Regions from separate parts of the Homo sapiens genome. Here region 2 is linked to region 1. Evidence: read pairs that join two places in POLR2A ChIA-PET (ENCODE). Cell type or tissue: Panc1. All regions are shown on one strand. Each heading gives the region's core, and the rest is flanking DNA. Links, peaks and the distances in the headings are about the cores only.

Region 1 (4,331 bases), core at 332-4,331:
GGAGACGGGGGAAGAGCATGATCCCAGCCAACTGACACATGGCACAGCAAGGGGGCAGGAGGGTCAAGGCTGCCCTGGCTGGGATGGGGAGCTGGGAGTGCACAGAGTAAAGGGCCCTTGCCGCCTCGGCCTCACTGTCCGGACACCCACATGAGCCAGAGCCAGCATGGACTACACAGCTTCCATGGGCACAGGGGAGTCGGCATAGGCCTGGAGGAAGGGGCGCCTAATAGTAGTGTTCACCATTCTCAAGCCTGGGGAGTTTGATGCCCAGGTTCAGGGCTGTTCCAGAATGCTTAGGTGGGTATGAATGCCCAAAACTGCAGCCGACAGGTCCCAGATGCAGCTTCTGTCTCTCGCCTCTGCTGGGGTCATGGGAGACAGCTCCCCCAGTCTTCTCCACCCTTGCCCAGCCTCCTGTGCAGAGCCACAGGCAGATCCTACCAGCTGGGAATGTCCAGTATGAAGCAGGTTGAGGAAGGGAAGGGCCTGGGGAAGAAATTCACTGGGGAAGAGGGAGGATGTCAGAAGATTTGTGGCATCAGGAAATGACAGGAAAGCCGGAGGGGAGTTGGAGTGGCTGGAGAGGTGAGAGTCCCTGGGCAGAGCCTCTGGTGAGCAGCCTTCGGGTCTGGGTCCGGGGCCCCTTTCCTTCAGGGCCCGGCCGGGCAACTTGCGGGGATGGGATAATGCCTTAGGGAGTCCAGGAGCCCCAGCCCAGACTGCCCCTCTTGGGGTGTGAAGCCCCTGCAAGGGCTGAGTGGCAGAAAGCAAGGGTGGCCGCAGCCACTGAGCATCCCTGGGAAGGGATGGGGCTGTATAGAAGGGGCACCTGGGGACAGGTGGGCAGTCACAGTGTCTCAGCCCGCTGGGACTCACAGCAGAGCTCATCTGTAGAAGAGAAGGTAGAGGTCAGATGTTACATGGGAGGAAATTTCCAATAAAGACAAAAGTGCTTCCGCGGAGAGGGGACCTGGAGATTGGGACTCTGCTCATACTCGCTTCGCTGCACGCGGTCACTGTGGTGTCCTTGCATCCCTCTTGCCCCTCCCTCAGCGCTCTGCCCTTCCCCAGTTCCTGCTGCTTCCTCTGCAGGAACAGCTGCATGTCTGGGCTTGTCAGGGAGTCAGCTGCGTCTCCAGACACAGACGCAGGAGGCCCAGCACCACCCCCAGCCTGATGCCGTCACTGAGGTTTGGAAGGTGGTGGTCTCCTCCCTGTTAAACTGAGACCCAGAGAGGGGGAGTGTGTTTTAATTCCCCAGACCCAACAAGTGAGTAGTGCCAGAAAGGGCCCTCGGGGTCCCATCTCTCCAGGCGGCCTCAGGTCAGTTCCCTCCCGCTGTGGTAGCCTCATCAGCTAATTCTGCCTCTGTTGGATCAGCCAGCAAGGCAATGCTCAAGGGGGCTGGGTGGCGACTCCAATTTGGGTGCACCAGCCAGTCCCAGGGGTGAAGGCAGTGACTTATTTGGGAATTATTTTTGTAGAGGAGACACTTGACTCCACGGCTGTTGAGGCTGAAGCTACCCAAGTGACCCCTGAGCTGAGTGGCAGGGAGGGCTGGCGGCTCCTGGACTCAGCTTCACACCACCTCCCAAGGTGTTCTCAGCCATGCCCCTACCTCTGCACAGGGCCACTCCTAAACAAATCCTCCTGCCTCCCTGGAGCTTGAAGGAGGTGCTTTGCCTCCCATCCTCTCCGCAGTCTCCTCTCCCCTCGGGGATTGGTCACGTGGAACCCTGTTGGAGCCTGAGGGGTGAGATGGTGAGTGCCCAGAGGGCAACGGTGGCTGGCTCCTTCCAGAGCCCACTTTTTCTTTCTTTCTTTCTTTCTTTCTTTTTTTTTTTTTGTTTCTTGGGACAGGGTCTCCCCTCTGTCGCCCAGGCTGGAGTGCAGTGACACAATCATAGTTCACTGCAGCCTCAACCTCCCAGGCTGGAGCTATCCACCTACATCAGCCCTCCGGGCAGCTGGGACTACAGGCACACACCACCACACCCAGCTAATTTTTTTTTTATTTTTTGCAGAATCAGTGTTTCGCCATGTTGCCCAGGCTGGTCTCGAACTCCTGAGCTCAAGTGATCCTCCTATCTCAGATTCCCAAAGTGCTGGGATTACAGGTGTGAGCCACCATGCCTGGGTTTTCCTTGTTGATAAATGAGCATGGGATTGTTCTAGAGAAACTGTGCCATGAGCTGGGTGGGACAGGAGCATCAAGATCATTTCAGAAAGTTCTCTCGTGAAAGCCAAAATATGTGCCTACTCCACCTCTGCCCGCTAGCTACCATGTCCCAGGCCAAAAAGTCCTTAGGAGAGGAGAATCCCATGCAACTGTGGAGTGTGTGCTGGGCCCAGTCCTGGGTTCCTCATCCATTGCCTGCCTTAATCCCCAAGGCGGCTGTGGGGCACAGATTTCCCCATTTGACAGGACACCTCAACCAGCGGTTCTCAACCTCACTAGTACTGACATGTGAGGCTGGGTGCTTCTTTGCTGTGTGGCCTGCCCTGTGCATTATAGGATACATAGCAGCATCCTTGGCCTCTGCCCACTAAATGCCGGTAGCATACCCAATTTCTCCAGACATGTTCCTAGGGGGCAAAATCGTCCCTACTTGAGAACCATTGTCGTAGACAGTAAGTGCCAAGGACTCCAGGATGGGCCCTTGTTTGAACCTGGATCATCCAATTCTAAAGCCTGTCCACTTGCTTTTCTTTTCTTTTTTTTTTTTTTTGTGAGACAGAGTCTCACTGTGTTGCCCAGGCTGGAGTGCAGTGGCATGATCTCAGCTCACTGCAACCTCTGCCTCCCAGGTTCAAGTGATTCTCCTGCCTTAGCCTCCCAAGCAGCTGGGGTTACAGGCTCGTGCCACCATGCCTGGCTAATTTTTGTATTTTTAGTAGAGGTGGGGTTTCACCATGTTGGCCAGGCTGGTCTCGAACTCCTGACCTCAGGTGATCCACCTGCCTCGGCCTCCCAAAGTGCTGGGATTATAGGCATGAGCCACCACGCCCAGCCCACTTGCTTTTCTTCCTATTGCCTTTTTGGGAGTAAAATCCTTTTTGAAATCTGATGACAGCTATATGATCCTTATCCTGGAACAAGGCTCCTACCTTCAATTTCAAGGAGTTTGTGGGTACCAGGTGCTCATTCATGGAGAGAATATTAAGGACACCTGCCCACAGGGAAGCAGAACCAGATGGGAAGAGGCTGAATCAGCCTGCCCTCCTTCCTCTGACCCCTGTGTGATCACCCTGTGACTGGGGTGCGGTGTGTGTGGGGAGAGGGAGGTGAAGGCGGGATTGCCAAAGGCAGAGACATCTGCCCTTTTTGGACAGCTGCCATGTGAGCACGCCCCTGTGTGCCCTGAGGTGGGCAGCTGTGCCAGCCCACGTGCCGAGCCTCACTCATCACCTTGCAGATGGGTGGCCCTGACTCAGCTGGCTGGATACCAGCTGTGGTTGTCCCATCCCAGAACATACTTCCTGTGACTGAGTGACCACCACACTTACCCAAGCATACCTGCCCCTGAAAGCAGAGGAAGGGGCCCAGAGGACTCAAGAGCTGGCCTTTTGTTCTGAGTTCTAGAATGCCGTGATGGTGGAGGAGGGGAGTGGAAGAGCTTCAAGATTTCAGGAACTTCCAAGTCCCTGGCTTTGTAGCATGTTGTAAAGACACGTGGGCCTCAGTTTCCCTGCTTATAAAATGAGAGCATTGGACTGGATGATTTCTAATAATCCATACCCATTGAGCATTTCTTTTTTTTTGAGACGGAGTCTCGCTCTGTCACCCAGCCTGGAGTGCAGTGGTACGATCTCAGCTCACTGCAAGCTCCGCCTCCTGGGTTCACGCCATTCTCCTGCCTCAGCCTCCCGAGTAGCTGGGACTACAGGCTCCCGCCACCACGCCCGGCTAATTTTTTTGTATTTTTAGTAGAGATGGAGTTTCGCCATGTTAGCCAGGATGGTCTCGATCTCCTGACCTCGTGATCCGCCTGCCTCGGCCTTCCAAAGTGCTGGGATTACAGGCGTGAGCCACCGCGCCCGGCCCGAGCATTTCTTACGTGATAGGGTCTTCATGTCCATTCTATCATTTAATTCTTTTTTATTTTATTTATTTATTTATTTATTTTTGAGATGGAGTCTGGCTCTGTCGCCCAAGCTGGAGTGCAGTGGCACATCTCAGCTCGCTGCAACCTCCGCCTCCTGGGTTCAAGCGGTTCTCCTGCCTCAGTCTCCGGAGTAGCTGGGACTACAGGCATGGCTAATTTTTGTATTTCTAGTAGAGACGGGGTTTCACTATGTTGGCCAGGCTGGTCTGGAACTCCTGACCT
Region 2 (4,387 bases), core at 231-4,230, 150 kb after region 1:
TGTGCTAGAGATTCCCTCAGTATCTTCCCAGATCCCTGGCCGTGCCCAGGCAACCAGCAGACTCTCTGGAGCTTGAGATTCAGGCGCATGTGTTGGGCAAGGGAGCAAGAAAGGGAAGAAGACAGAGTTGGTGACTTATGCGGCTCAGAAAGAACCCAGGAATCTTTGTTGAGGTTGTCGCTGGGATAGTGGTGCAGATGTGGCTGGGGAAGGCCCGGCCAGCCCCTGTGGGACCGTCTCACTTGGTGCACAGGACACCTAGTGATGGTCATCAGTGCGCCAGCGTGGAGAAGTCTTCCCATGGGCGCATGGCATGGACCAGCCAGGACCTCTCAGAAGCCAAAAAAGGCCCAGCCCACTCCCCTTTTCTGAGGGTCCCAGTATATTTTTTAAAGTCAAGACATTTCAAAACAGAGTTTCTAAAATTATGGCATATTTTAAATGTCTTAGTTATTAGTGCTTTTGATGCATATACACACAAACAATGAAATATTTTCTCTGCCTAAAAGAAGTATGATAATATAGTTTTGAGTGATGCAAAATGCCAGAAGGTTTGCAGCAAAATTACATTTATTTTACATTTTCTTTCTTTCTTTTTTTTTTTTTTTTTTTTTTTTTGAGACAAGGTCTTGCTCTGTCACCCAGGCTAGAGTGCAGTGGTGTGATCATAGCTCACTGCAGGCTCCGCCTCCTAGGCTCAGGTGATTTTCCTGCCTCAGCCTCCCAAATAGCTGGGATTATGGTGCTTGCCATCAAGCCTGGCTAATTTTTGTATTTTTAGTAGAGACGGGGTTTCACCATGTCGGGCAGGCTGGTCTCAAACCTCTGACCTCAAGTAATCTGCCCACCTCGGTCTCCCAAAGTGCTGGGATTACAGGCATGAGCCACTGTGCCTGCCCTAATTTTACATTTTTAATAAGACAGAATTTTATACTAATGATGGTTTCATGATAACTATATTAGTTTCCGGTGGCTGCTGTAACAAATTGCCAGAAACTCAGTGGCTTCAAACAACAGAAATTTACTTTCTCACAGTTCTGGAGGCCAGAGTCCGAAATCCATTTTCACTGGGCCAAGGCTCACAGAGAGAATCCGCCCCTGGCTCTTCCAGCTTCTATTGGCTCCCAGCACCCTGACCACCTCACTCCAGTTTCTCCCTCTGTGATTCGTTGCCTCCTCCTCCTCCTCCTCCTCTTCTTCTTCTTCTTCTTTTCTTTTCTCTTTTTCTTTCTTTTTTTTTTTTGAGTCAGTGAGTCAAGGTCTGATTCTATCACCCAGGCTGAAGTGCAGTGGTGCAACCTCTGGCTCCCAGGCTCAAGCCATCCTCCCATCTCAGGCTCCCAAGTAGCTGGGACTACAGGTTTGCACTACCATACCTGGCTAATTTTTGTAGAGACGGACGGGGTTTTGCCATGTTGCACAGGCTGGTCTTGAACTCTTGACCCAAGCTATGGAACCCACCCATTGTGCGGGTAACCGTCTCACACACATCTTCTCCCGAGTCTCCAAGCTGCAAGCTCCCATGTGTTTGTCTGAAGGAAGCTCATCTTTTTTCTTATTATTGTGATGAAACACACATAATATAAATTTTACCATTTTAACCATTGTAGGTATGCAATTCAGTGGCATCGAGGACATTCACATTGTTGTGCAACCATCACCACTACCTAGTTCCAGAACTTTTTCATCATCCCCAAAGGAAATCCATTAGCCATCACTCCCATTCCCCCTCCCCACAGCCCCTGGCAACCGCAAATCTGCTTCCTGTCTCTGTGGATTTGCCTATCTAAACATTTCACATAAATGGAGTCATACAATATTGGCCTTTTTGTGTCTGGCTTCTTTCATTTAGCATGAGGTTTGCAGGGTTCATCTATACTGTGGTGGGTGTCAGTACTTCACTGCTTTACATGGGTGAATAATATTCTGTTGTTTGTTGGTTCTTTTTTTTTTTTTTTTGAGATGGAGTCTCACCCTGTCACTCAGGCTGGAGTGCAGTGGTTCGATCTCGGCTCACTGCAGCCTCCGCCTCCCGAGTTCAAGTGATTCTCCTGCCTCAGCCTCCCGAGTAGCTAGGATTACAATTGTGCACCACCACGCCTGGCTAATTTTTGTATTTTCAGTAGAGACAGGGTTTCACCATGTTGGCCAGGCTGGTCTCAAACTCCTGACCTCAAGTGATCCACCCACCTCGGCCTCCCAAAGTGCTGGGATTACAGGCATGAGCCACTGCGCCCAGCCTGTTGTTTGTAGGTTCTACATTGTGTTGATTCATTCATCAATTTTTGGATATTTGGATGGTTTTCTACTTTCGGCTGTTTCTGGCCAGAGCCCCACAGCGCCCCCTCTAGACCCTCCATACTCATCTCTGAGTGAGGCAGTCATGCAGCCAGCGGGCCTCCAAGCTTCTGTGCCAAGTCAAACAAGAGTTTGACCCTAATCCAACACAGAGAAAATTTGGCAACGCTAAGCCAAGTTCCTTGGTGAGGCGCACATTTGCCTCTTGATCTGCCGCATGCCCTCTTCAGGGAACACCCTTTCTTCCTGGGGGCAGCTTCTCCCCCTATTCCAACCACGTGGCCCTAGTGGGGCTGCCATGCCATCCCGGAACCCTACCTGATGCAGGGTCTCTGCAGCTCAGCCTTTCCCACATGCGGAGCGGCCAAGTGTGCAGCTGAAGTTTTTGGTTGATTCTAGCAAATTCCCCCTTTCTGCCCAAGCTGGCTCATGTTGGATTTTGTCACTTTCAAGCCAGAGTCCTCACGGGGGCAGCTCCATCTCCCACCACAAATCCCAGGTGCTCCCTGAAGTGGAGAAAATGGGGCATCCTGCCTGGGCCCAGACTAGCACCCCCCCACAATATAATAACTCTGTGGGGTCCCCAGGTGTTTCATTTAACTTTGAGCTTCCTGGATGAACAGCATGGAGCTCCAATATTCATAAAAACTGGACCTCTGGGGCACGCCCAGGCTTGTCGAGACCCTGGAGGTCAGAAAGTGCAAGAAAGTTCTCCAGGTGTTCCTTGGACAGTTTGCACCTGGTAACTGACCCTTGGCTTGTGGGATTCCCCCCACCCCATGTCATTCCCCCCACCCCATGTGGCTAATGAATGGATCCTGCAGGGAGTCACCATTCGCCTGGATAACGTCCTTGGGTGCCGTCCAGTGGGGCCTGGAAAAAGTTGCTGGCTTAGGCAGCATCGCCTCCAAGCCAGCTGTTCCTAAGGACTGTGTTCCCACATGCAGAACACCTGGGCCCTCCTCTGTCCAGCCAGGACTTCTGCGTGTGCTGAACTGGCTATTGACACTTCCTAGGTAGATTCCCCAGTGTCTGTCTGACCAGCAACCCTCCTCACCTCCTCCTCAGAACTTATTGTGGAATCAGAAAGTATAAGATTTCCCCTTGGGGACGAGTAGTACAGAATGAGTCCAGGTGTGGTGGCTCACACCTGTAATCCCAGCACTTTGGGAGGCTGAGGCAGGGGATCACTGGAGGTCAGGAGTTCAAGACCAGCCTGGCCAACATGGTGAAACCCTGTCTCTACTAAAAATACAAAAGTTAGCTGGTCATGGTGGTGTGCGCCTGTAGTCCCAGCTACTCAGGAGGCTGAGGCAGAATTGCTTGAATCTGGGGGGTGGAGATTGCAGTGAGCCGAAATCACACCACTGCACTCTAGCCTGGATGACAGGGCAAAACTCTGTCCAGACTCTGTCTAAAAAATAAAAAAAAAAACTGTAGGGCACGGTGGCTCACGCCTGTAATCCCACCACTTTGGAAGGCCAAGGCGGGCAGATCACCTGAGGTCGAGAGTTCAAGACCAGCCTGGCCAACATGGAGAAACCCCATCTCTACTAAAAATACAAAAGTAGCCAGGTGTGGTGGTGCATGCCCGTAATCCCAGCTACTTGGGAGGCCGAGGCAGGAGAATCGCTTGAATCCGGGAGGTGGAGGTGGAGGTTGCGGTGAGCTGAGATTGCGCCATCACACTCCAGCATAGGCAACAAGAGTGAAACTCTGTCTCAAAAAAAAAGTACAGAATGACAATTATGAAAATCAATTTTGTTTAATCTTTTCTAAAATGGAACAATGAACCAAGCAATTTCCTGGGCCCAAAAAAAGAAGCAGTATTGCGGTTATTAAAATAGTGTTTACTTTGTGCTGATGGGAAAAGATGTGAAATATTAATGACTCCACGGAGCCCCGATTATGTGACTCATTAGGCAAAGGCCCTATGTGCAATTAAAGTAGACTCTTCAGTGTCTATCTTAAGTGACTTTGTGTTTTGTCCAGCCACTCCATACACAAGGATGAGTGGCCAGGTGCAGAGGCTCATGCTTGTAATCCCAGCACTTTGGAAGGCCGAAGCAGGAGGATCGTGAAGCCTAGG

Evidence for each region. ChIA-PET counts read pairs that join two places held together with the same protein. Peaks named below come from ENCODE experiments on the same cell type or tissue, not always from the same donor. Only the 100,000 strongest peaks of a DNase experiment are listed, where the experiment ranks them.
Region 2: POLR2A ChIA-PET joins it to region 1 with 11 read pairs; 5 of 35 experiments call an interaction of 5 or more read pairs at or near these places.

What each region holds. Positions count from the first base shown.
Region 1 is chr17:50,951,210-50,955,540 of GRCh38, reverse strand. It overlaps LOC124904029 (a long non-coding RNA gene), which reads left to right and starts at 4,010. Exons shown (of 2, transcript XR_007065849.1): 1 at 4,010-4,331. RefSeq lists enhancers at 287-967, 968-1,648, 460-1,659, 3,360-3,861. In Panc1, for the core only: no CTCF peak of the experiment used is centred there; no DNase peak of the experiment used is centred there; H3K27ac peaks cover 550 bases.
Region 2 is chr17:50,804,530-50,808,916 of GRCh38, reverse strand. No RefSeq gene overlaps it. Among named protein-coding and RNA genes, the nearest start is that of WFIKKN2, 29 kb to the left of the region's middle. RefSeq lists a silencer at 2,529-2,750. In Panc1, for the core only: no CTCF peak of the experiment used is centred there; no DNase peak of the experiment used is centred there.